Regions from separate parts of the Homo sapiens genome. Here regions 1 and 2 are each linked to region 3. The links are chromatin contacts, found by Hi-C or POLR2A ChIA-PET in ENCODE. All regions are on one chromosome and are shown on one strand. The core of a region is the stretch at or near the end of the contact, and the rest is flanking DNA. Distances in the headings are between cores, read along the strand shown. Region 1 holds the start of PRRX2-AS1 (PRRX2 antisense RNA 1). Region 2 holds the start of NTMT1 (N-terminal Xaa-Pro-Lys N-methyltransferase 1). Region 3 holds the start of LINC00963 (long intergenic non-protein coding RNA 963).

Evidence for each region. Hi-C counts contacts between places; a loop is a spot of excess contacts on that map. ChIA-PET counts read pairs that join two places held with the same protein, here RNA polymerase II (POLR2A). Pooled maps may share reads with other maps.
Region 1: a loop to region 3 is called in a pooled map, with 1.8 times the contacts of the local background. The contact joins the promoter of PRRX2-AS1 here to the promoter of LINC00963 in region 3. A Hi-C loop is called at or near these places in 1 of 168 maps with a recorded cell type or tissue (ascending aorta) and 2 of 50 pooled maps. POLR2A ChIA-PET finds 5 or more read pairs at or near these places in 1 of 52 experiments (OCI-LY7).
Region 2: a map of CD8-positive, alpha-beta T cell shows a loop between it and region 3 (2.5-fold over the local background). The contact joins the promoter of NTMT1 here to the promoter of LINC00963 in region 3. A Hi-C loop is called at or near these places in 21 of 168 maps with a recorded cell type or tissue (B cell, CD4-positive, alpha-beta memory T cell, CD8-positive, alpha-beta T cell and 18 more), 11 of 37 single-sample maps with no recorded cell type and 28 of 50 pooled maps. POLR2A ChIA-PET finds 5 or more read pairs at or near these places in 19 of 52 experiments (A549, AG04449, BJ and 12 more).

The regions. Positions count from the first base shown.
Region 1 is chr9:129,716,871-129,720,193 of GRCh38, reverse strand. PRRX2-AS1 (PRRX2 antisense RNA 1) reads left to right here and starts at 1,488. Exons shown (of 2, transcript NR_132102.1): 1 at 1,488-1,621. PRRX2 (paired related homeobox 2) reads right to left here. Exons shown (of 4, transcript NM_016307.4): 2 at 776-963.
Region 2 is chr9:129,624,564-129,628,140 of GRCh38, reverse strand. NTMT1 (N-terminal Xaa-Pro-Lys N-methyltransferase 1) reads right to left here and starts at 1,978. Exons shown (of 4, transcript NM_014064.4): 1 at 1,846-1,978. RefSeq lists a silencer at 1,614-1,853 and an enhancer at 1,467-2,005.
Region 3 is chr9:129,486,838-129,490,303 of GRCh38, reverse strand. LINC00963 (long intergenic non-protein coding RNA 963) reads right to left here and starts at 1,644. Exons shown (of 5, transcript NR_038955.1): 1 at 1,005-1,644. It overlaps LOC124900275 (extensin-like), which reads right to left and starts at 355. Exons shown (of 4, transcript XM_047424330.1): 1 at 1-355. RefSeq lists silencers at 140-434, 1,439-1,798 and enhancers at 1-486, 1,807-2,466, 3,127-3,466.

The sequences.
Region 1 (3,323 bases), core at 239-2,738, 230 kb before region 3:
AGGCGCTTGCTGAGGACTCGCGGGGAGAGGCGCTTGCTGAGGACTCGCGGGGAGAGGCGCTTGCTGAGCACTCGGCTCAGTGCTGGCACAGAGTTAAGAACTTGAAACTGGAAAAGGACTTCTTTATCAGAACCCTTGGTGCCAGGCATTGTTCTAAGCGCTTTACGAAAATTTATTTTTATTTGTTTGTTTGTTTGTTTATTTATTGAGACAGGGTCTCACTCTGTCACCCAGGCTGGAGTGCAGTGGCGCAATCTCAGCTTACTGCAACCTCTACCTCCCGAGTTCAAGCGATTCTCCTGCCTCAGCCACCCAAGCAGCTGGGATTACAGGCGCGCGCCAGCACGCCCGGATAATTTTTGTACTTTTAGTAAAGATGGGGTTTCATTATGTTGGCCAGGCTGGTCTCAAATTCCTAGCCTCAAGTGATCCACCCACCTCGGCCTCTCAAAGTGCTGGGATTATAGGCATAAGCCACTGTGCCTGGCCGCTTTATGAAAATTTTAACTCTAATCCTCGAAGGACCCCTATAGCAAAGACCTACGTGATCCTCATTTTCCAGGTAGGCAGGTGCCTGCAGCACAGACAGCTTAAGTCACTTGCTCAAGGGCACACAGCCAGTAAGTGGCAGGGCTGGGATCTGAACCCCCGTCCTCCTGGCCTCAGATGCTCCTGCTCAAACACCCCTCCTGGGCAACTGTGTAATCCCGGGTGAACAGTGGCTGTGCGCTCCCACGCGCACGCTCCCACGGGAGGCCCGGGACTGAGCGCTCACCTGAACGCGCGCCTCGCTGAGGTTGACGCGCCGGGCAAGCTCCTCGCGCACAAAGGCGTCGGGGTAGTGCGTGCGCTCGAACACGCGCTCCAGCGCCTGCAGTTGGCTGCTGTTGAACGTGGTGCGGTTCCGCCGCTGCTTCTTCTTCCGCTTGGCGGCGCTACCGCGCCCCGGGCTGGGACACTCACCTGCGGAGGTTGGGGGGGCGGGATGGTCAGCAGGACGGCCAGTGGCTACAGTCACAGTTCAGCCCCCAACTCTGCAGTTTGCTCTGAGTGCTTTAGTGCCGCCGCCAGGAATGCGTCCCTTTAATTCACTCCCTCATTCCTTCCTTCTGGCATCCACCCATCCATTCACTCTTCAACACGTATTTACTGAGCACCTGTGTGGCAGGCCCAGTGCTAGACTCCGGGGAGATAACGGAGAACAAAAGCAGCCACACCCCTGCCCTGTGGAAACCCCAGTCTGAGCCAACTGAGATGGGACCACGGCAAGAGCCCTGGGGACAGGTGTCCCTTCCACCAGGGACAAGTGACCTGCTCAAGGAGGGCTCAGGAGACACCTGAGTGTCCCCAGCACCCGGCCCAGGCTGTGGGGCATGGCACATTCTGCATGGACACCTGTTGCTGACATGTAATAATAATAATAATTAATATGTCATAAAGAGCAGTGGGAGTCAAGGCTCAGGACCCACAGATTCTAGGAAGCTCCCAGGAGCCCTAAAGACAGATGTCGTGATCCTCATCATTCCTAAGGAGGAAGAGTCAGAGAGGCTATGGTCTCGGGCCCAAGTTCAAGGTCCCAGTGGAGTCATTGTTGGTGGAAGGATCTGAACCCACCAATCGGGTACGAGAGTCCTCATCTTCTCCTTTTTAGCCAATCAGGCAGCTGTTGAGAGCAGCCTTCCTTTCCAGAGGGCCTACTAGGCCAGAGGCTGTACTGGGGGCCGGGGAGAGACCAACCAGAGGGATCCATCGGCAGGGGAGGCAGGCCCCGAATAAGCTTTGGTGGGGCCGTGGGGTGGGTCAGGGCAGGTGTGGGCCAGGGCACGGGAGGATGCTCAGCTCTGGTGGGGATGAGGAGCTGGCCGGGGAGGCCCCTCAGGAGAGGTGGAGCTTGCAAAGGGTTTGAAGGATCCCCAAGAGTTCTCCAATCAGTTAGAGAGTGAGGGAGGGTGTCCAGCCAAGGCCCAGCAGGGGCGGTGGAGGATCCCAGCAGGGGACCTGACCGAGGGTGGTGCTGGCCTGTGGTACAGAACTAGCAGCTCTGGTAAGGAGGGCCCAGCAGAACCCTGGGGAGGTCCTGGAGTGGCAACCTCTGGGCCCAGCCTGTACCTTGGGGGAGGGGGTGGGGGGGCGTCCAGCTACTATTTCCACATTTAAACCTTATCCAAGGGCACCTCTGACCCTTCATCCTCTAGGGCTCAGCCTATTGTCCACTCCTCCAGGGGGCCCTCCCTGATCACCTGAGTCCACATGGAACCAAACCCCCTTCCCTCCAGCACTTAGAATCAACTAATGCTGCCGGTTCAGCACTTCTTTTGTATCTGATTTTTTCTCATTAAAAATGTGTATTTTAATAACCAAGTAATCACACTGCTTGTCACAGTAACAGATTCAAACAACACAGATGGGTATAAAGTAAAACAAAATACTCTCCCCTCCCCTATCCCACTCCCCACATTTTCTTTCTTTTTTCTTTTTCTTTTTTTTTTTTTTTTTTTGAGGCGGAGTCTTGTTCTGTCCTCCAGGCTGGAGTACAGTGGCATGATCTTGGCTCACTGCAACCTCTGCCTCCCGGGTTCAAGTGATTCTCATGCCTCAGCCTCTCGAGTAGCTGGGATTACAGGCGCCCACCAACATGCCTTGCTAATTTTTGTATTTTTAGTAGAAACAGAGTTTCACCATGTTGGCCAGGCTGGTCTCGAACTCTTGGCCTCGAGCAATCTGCCCGCCTCGCCTCCCAAAGTGCTGGGATTACAGGTGTGAGCCACCATGCCCAGCCCCACTGCCCACATTTTCTAAGATTACAAATACAAGTTTAAAAAATGGCCAGGCGCGGTGGCTCACACCTGTAATCCCATCACTTCGGGACGCTGAGGCAGGTGGATTACTTGAGGCCAGGATTTTGACACCAGCCTGGGCAATATGGTGAAACCCCATCTCTACTAAAAACAAAACAAAACAAAGACAAAGACAAAAGAAATTAGCCAGGCATGGTCACAAGTGTCTGGAATCCCAGTTACTCCAGAGGCTGAGGCACAAGAATCGCTTAAACCCAGGAGGCTGAGGTTGCAGTGAGCCAAGATTATGCCACTGCACTCCAGCCTGGGTGACAGAGCAATACTCTGTCTCAAAAATAAATAAATAAATAAATAAAATTTAAAAATAAAATTAAAAATTGACAAGCACACACTGGGGCTTCAACTTACCTCTTTTTATTTAATAATATTCTGGATACCTTTCCATCTTAGTGAAACAAACCTAACCATCTTTATTGCGATTGTTTTTCCAAAATGTATTTTCCCTCTTGTTCCCTCTCCCCTACC
Region 2 (3,577 bases), core at 729-3,228, 140 kb before region 3:
ATGCCGTATGTGGCTGAAGGGCCTGGGAGGGGGCCAGGAGCACACGGGCTTTGTGTGCACTCTAGGCTAGCTCAGAGAGGAAGACAAACCCCTCATGCCTGGTAAATGGCTGCTCAGCCAGTAAATGTGATCCTACATCCTTCACAGTCACCTGGCTGCTGCCTCCTCCTCCCCGCCAAGGTGTTCAGACCCAAGGTACTGCATCTCTTCTCCCACGACCCATGGAAGAAAACAGTGCTGAAACTGTCACCGGCAGACTTTTGCAGTCATCTCATCCTCCTCACGTAAGTCTCTACGGAAAAGCCTGCCTAAAAGTTACCTCCACCCTCTAGCAGCCTAGTGGACAGAGTCCATCCTCCCTGGATCTTTGTGGACAGCAGCAGGCCACATGCAAACGGCAGAGTGCTCTAAGAAAAAGAAGGAAGTGAGAAAGGGAGGGAAGAAGACAAAACAGGGGATACATTTAAAAACTAACAAAGGCTCTGATGGAGCCAGATGAACCAGATCTGAATCTTGGCTCTGCACACCTGCTGTGTAAGCACAGACAAGACATTAAACCTCACCATTCCTCAGTTCACCTATAAAATGGAACAGTAATACCGACTTTACAGAAAGGCTGTGATTAAAAGTGCATATGAAAAGCTTAAAGTGCTTTGCACAGTGCCGGGCACATATTCTCTCTTGAGCTTAGAAATCTCTGTCAAATGAGATTCTTGTCAACTCTGCCCACTATGAGGATCAAATGGGAAAACTGCCTTAGAATGCCACAGAAGCTGTATTGGACACACCTAGGGGACTGTTACTGGTATGCTGGGCGGCCAAGCCAGCAGACTCAAACAGCTCTGCAAATCAGCCAGAGTGGGGAGTGAGCTTCCTCTGCCTATAAGCACAGAACCCCCACCGAGATTTTTTAGATGCCATCCTTGTGATCCTAGGGCTTCCGGCCTCCACCAAAACGCTCCATGCATCCTTCCAACCCCCGCACAGTCCTCAGTTTACATAGAGAAAAACCAGCACACTAAAGGAAGTGACGTGTCTTTAAACATACAAACAGGAAGCCGAGAACAGAATTAAGGAGGGAATCCAGGCTCCTTATACCAGCCCTGGTTCCTCCCAGAGGCTCATCCCATCTCACTGGGCAATCATTCTACACACCACAACCACCGGTTACACTGTCCCTCCCCGCTGTCAGGGCCTCTGACACCAGTTGTGGCAATCACTTATAGTACAGAGGAGAAACCAAAGTCCAGAGGGAGAGATCACACAGTTGGTGCGCAGCAAAGTCTGGGCTTTTCGATATGGCAGCCTCCCTGCAGACAGGCTGACCTTGGCCGCAAGGGCTCTCGGGCTGTCTTTTTTGAGCTGCACCTGTGTCGGGCTGGCGCTCGGGTGGCACCCAAGGTTAAATACGACAGCAACTTCTGTGCAGCGGGCACTTAACTGTGCCAGGCTCTGAACTGGGCATTTTACCGATTTTACCGATTCCTCCCATCCATCCTCCAAGTGGGCGCTCTCCATATCCCTGTTTCTCGGAAGGGAAACAGGCTCAGAGAAAGGGATTTGCTGCGGTCTGGGGACCGGGGTGGGGGAGTGCCCTGCCTGGGCTTTGAGTGCCTTGACTTTCCTCCTGTACCCCGACCCATGGACTGCTCCGTAGTCCCTGCCCAGGTCCGGCCCGTAGACCTCTTGGGGACGCGCACGTGAGGCCTGTGCCGGCCCGCGCGCACGCGCCGGGTCACGTGACGAGCCGGGGACCCGGGACCTCAGGGCGCCGAAACAGTTAGGGGTCGCAGCCTCCCCTCTCCCAGCGGCTGCCTACCCTTCGCACCGCCTCGCGCTACTCACTCCGGGCGGGGGCTCCCGGGACCGAGAGAAGAAGATGGGGAAGAGGAAGGGAGGGCGGCGGCGGCGGAGACGCCACAAGCCAACCGCAGCTCCGCCAGACCACGACCAGACGCGACAGCTCGCGGCGCGCGCTGCCTTTGTCCGCCAACGTCACTTCCGGGCGTTTAGGGGCGGGCCCATGGCTGGCTCCACCCCCTCGCTCAGCTCGCCCCTCCCCCGCGCGGGCTCCGGATTTAACTTAACTTCTTTTGAAAAATAATTTAAATTTTTTTTTTTTTTTTTTTGAGATAGAATCTTGCTCTGTCAAGCAGGCTGGAGTGCAGTGGCGCGATCTCGGCTCACCGCAACCTCTGCCTCCCAGGTTCCAGCGATTCTCCTGCGTCAGCCTCCAGAGTACCTGGGACTACAGGCGTGAGCTACCACACCCAGCTAATTTTTGTATTTTTAGTAGAGACGGGTTTTCACCATGTTGGCCAGGCTGGTCTCGAACTCCTGACTTCAAGTGATCCGCCCGCCTCTGCCTTCCGAAGTGTTGGGATTATAGGCGTGAGCCACCGCACCTGGCCTAATTTGACTTCTTTAAAAAAAAAAAATTAGAGACGGGGTCTCACCCTGTTGCTCAGGCTGATCTTGAACTCCTGGCCTCAAGCGAGGCTTCCACCTCGGCCTTCCAGACTGCTGGGATTACATGCGTGAGCCACCGCGCCCAACACAGGTTACAGCTCAAAACTTGACTAAATTGACTTTTGGGAATCTAGAAGGACCTCCCGAACGGAAAAGAGCCGCAGCGTCGCCCTCTCCCCGTCCCCAGCACGTACAACAGTTCGTTTGGAGGCTGCAGGCTGGACTTCTAAAAACGAGTGTGTTGTGCGGGCTTTGAGTAAAAAGGGAAAAAAAAGCCATTGGTCCTCAAATCCACCCATCTCCATTAGCATCTTAAAATAATACCGACCCCCCAAAATAAATAAAATAAAAAGAAATACTCTCGGCAGTGCCATGGGATTCCCACTGAAATGAGCAAAACAAGCCCATGACGTTTCCATTCCAAAAGCGTGGCCCTTCCCTAGGCTCCTCCCATGCAAAGAAATTCTGGAGCTATCTCCGAGGCAGCGGTGATGGAAACGGGAGCTTGCAGGTGGGTAGAGCCTGTTAACATTTCCGAGCTTCAGTCTCCTGTCAGAAGAGGAAGTTGAGCAACGTAATAATTACTCAACTTCTGATGCTCTGAGAGGGTTAAACTTGTGGGACATTGCACGTCAGACCTTCAGCTCAGCACCTGCAGTGGGTTCTCAGGAAATGGAAGCTGTTATAATGACAATATCCATCTTAAGTTCATTTTTCCTATACTATTAATAATATCCTTGTGTTGGCAGGGCACGGTGGTGCACGACTCTAATCCCAGCATTTTGGGAGGCCAAGGCAGGCGGATCACCTGAGGTCAGGAATTTGAGACCAGCCTGGCCAACATGGCAAAACCCCGTCTCTACTAAAAATACAAAATTAGCCAGGGATGGTGGTGCATGCCTGTAGTCCCAGCTACTCTGAGGCTGAGGCAGGAGAATAGCCTGAACCTAGGAGGCAGAAGTTGCAATGAGCCTAGATCGCGCCATTGCTTTCCAGCCTGGGTGACAAGAACGAAACTCTGTCTCAAAAATAAAATAATAATAATACTATCCTGGTGTTCCTTCCTCTGGGCGACGCACACAGAAGGTGCTTAAAGTGTGTTTGCTCT
Region 3 (3,466 bases), core at 395-2,894:
CGGATGGAGGTGGAGGAGTTAACCAGGAGAATGGGAGAGGGACCAGCACGTGCAAAGGCCTGGAGGCATGAAGATGGAGCCTGGAGCACTGGAGGACTTGAAAGTGGTCCAGTGAGGCTGGGAGTAGGGAGGGAGAGGCAGGGGCTGGGAGGGACAGGGCAGGCCTTCCTCCACCAGTTTGAATTCCGTTAGCTTGAGGGTGTGTACAGCCAGGAGGGGTGGAGGGGCTGAGAGGAGGCCGAGCCACCACTGACCAGGTGGAGGGGTAGGGGGTGAGCCTGGACCGGGGCAGGTGCTGGGTGGAGGTGGGGGAGTGAGAGCCAGAGCTCTCAACCAAGCCTCTGGGAGGCCGCAGGGCCTGGGATCGCAGACCCGAGCCTAATCCCTGCTCAGCCCAAGAGCTGTAGCCAGAAGGTTCTTAGTTTCCCCTCAGTAAACTGAGGTTCAGGACATTTCTGGGGCACTTGCTCTGTGTGACTGGGCAAGGGCTGGGCAGGCATTTCCAGCATGAACACGCTTTCCCAGGCCCACTGGTTGGAGGGCACCGAGGGGAGAAGGGGGACAGAGGAAAGGAGCCGGAAGCAGGATCCAGAATTTGAACCTAGGTGGTCTGACTCCAAGAGGGCCCTCTCTCTCACTTGACTTCAATAGTGACATTAGCCAACTTCAATAGTGACCCCAGGCGCGGTGGCTCACGCCTGTAATCCCAGCACTTTGGGAGGCCGAGACGGGTGGATCATGAGGTCAGGAGATGAGACCATTCTGGCTAACACGGTGAAACCCCGTCCCTACTAAAAATACAAATAATTAGCCGGGTGTGGCTGCGGGTGCCTGTAGTCCCAGCTACTCGGGAGGCTGAGGCAGGAGAATGGCGTGAACCCGGTAGGCGGAGCTTGCAGTGAGCCGAGATCGCGCCACTGCACTCCAGCCTGGGGAAAGAGCGAGACTCCGTCTCAAAAAGAAAAAAAAAAAAATTGACCCCAGTAGTGACAACAGTGACTCACCTGCCCCATGGGCTTCCAACTGCGATGGTTGTGCTCTCCTTTGACCCTGTATCCTGGGGGACTGCATACGGTAATTATATTGTTACTGCGCCTTTTTAGAGATGAGAAAACTGTGGTCAGTAGCAGAGTGGCCTGACCAGGGCTCCAACTCCCCCGTCCTACTGCAGATGATGTGGGGCAGTTTTCTTAGCACAGGCTGGAAAGCTCTCTTAGGTAACACGTGGATGACAGCGTGTGACCCGGCAGAAAAGAATTGTAATTCCGGGTGGCTGTACGACCTTGGACGGTCCTTTTGCCATCTCTGGGCCTCGATTTACCCAACTGTACAATTCGCCCCGTGAGTCTAGGAAGATTTGCTGAGCGTCTGCCAACTGGCAGATGAGGAACCGAAGTTCAGAGAGTTGAAAGCACTTGCCCCAGGTCAGGCGGCCGGCTTCGAAGCCGGATTCCGAAGGCGTGCCCTGCCCTCGGCCCCCAGCGGTGTCGTCCTGCCCCCAGGGGGCCGCGATGCGGGGCCGTTCCAGGCCCTGCCAGCCTGACGTCAAGCCCGGCCGGCGGGGCCTCGCTCTGCACAAACAGACGCCGCAGGCCAGCGTCGGGGCCGGGGGCGGCGATGACTCAGGGCCCCGAGACGGGCCGGGAAGCGGAAAGTTGTGTGCAGATGACATCAGCCGGCCGCGAGGGCGGGAGGGGGCCGGCTCCGGGAAACGGCGGCCTGGCGGGCGGCCCGGGGCAGGGCGTGGAGAGGCGGCCGCGGGGCGGGGGCGGGGACGCCGGGACGGGACGCTCGGGACCACGAAAAATGTCCCCACTCCCGCCCGCCCCGGACCCAGGCCCCGGAGCCCGGCCCCGCTTTTCGCCGGCGAGGAGCGGGCTTCACCCGCCTGCAAAGACTCCGCGCTCCCCCGCGCTCCGGAGGCAGCCGCATCCATCCTGCTGCGTCCCTGCATTTTAATTACCGCCGTATTAATATTCATGAGCCGGGACTCGAGGGGGACCGCGGGCTGTCATTTCCCTCGCCCGCCCTTCCCCCACCGCACCCCTCTTCCCGGGCTGAGTCGTGGGCTTTTTTCCTCCCGTTCTCAACCCCGCTCGCACCAACCGTTGGTGCGCAGCAGATTTGGGGGAGGGGGGTTGGTGTGAGTGTGAGCATGAGTGTGAGCGAGTGTGAGTGGGGAGGGGCCGAGTGTGAGTCTGTGCCTGTGTCTGTATGCCTGTGTGTACGTGCCTATGTGTGCCTGTGTGTCTGTCGGCAATCCCAGGGCCGTGTGTGCACATGTCTCTGATGTCTCTGTGGGGCTTGGAGAAGGGCCAAAGTCTGTCCAAGTTAGCAGGGCCTGACTGTACAAATGGGGAAACTAAGGCCTGGAGAAAGGCTGGGCCTTGTCCAAAGCCACCCCATAGGTCAGTAGCACAGGGAAGCCAGAGCCCAGGGTCTTGCGTTTGGCCGACTCTGCTCCCCGACTCTCCCGTGCTGTTGTTTGTAACAATGGCAGACAGGATGTGCTGAGCCGGCACCTCTCATATGGCCTTCCCAGCAAACCTGTGCAGCACGTGGTCCTATCCGTCCCCCGTGCACATAGGGAAACTGAGGCAACTGGTCCAGCCAGTGAGGGGTGGACTGGAGCCCAGAAGTGTCTGAATCCCAAGTCCCTGGGTTTAACGGCCCCACTGTGATGCCTCCTGGGGAATTGTGGAGTGTCCTCACTGGGGTGATCCGGGGGTACCTGGAAGTTCCTGGGTGCCCGGGCATCAGGGGGGTGTTTCCCCAGAAACACAGCCCACATTCTGTTTCCCTCCCAAGTCAGTCATCAGATGAGGCTGCCTTCCTGTGGCTCTCCCAGTCCCTCTCTGTCCTCTCCCCATCCCTGAAGCCTCCCAGGAGCTGCCCTGCACACCAGGCCTTCCTCCCTGGGCCTGAGGTCAGGCAATCACTCATTCATTCATCCAACAAATGCTTCAGTGCCAGTCACTGTGCTAGGCACTGGGGATTCTCTGCTCCCTACTCTGGTCATCTCTACCTGGCCTAGGAGCCTCCAGGCCCACAAGGGGGCTGTTCACCTCTGTGTGTGAATGCTCACTAGTGGTGGGGGACTAGGGGCACCTGTGCACAAAAGACAGCTCTCACCCAGCCTTGCCACAGAGGTCTGGGGTGCCCACATATTCAGTGGCCAGAAAGGGGCTGCGATCATCTTAGGGCTGATGGGGCGGTGGCCACACTAGGCAGCCTGAATCTTTGATTCTCTCTCCTGCAACTTGTCCTCCTCTGACTGCCAAGCCAAATAACCCCAGGGGCTGGTCAGCCTGCCTTACCCCGGGTTGAGCCAAGGCCGTCCTCCCTCTCACGTCCAGCCTAGAATAGATGGACTGTTCCCTCCTCTCTGCCCACGCAGGGCTGGGCTGGAAGTTGTGTCCCAGCCATGTCCCCTGAGCCTTTTCTCCCCTCCCTTTGGGAGCTCCGC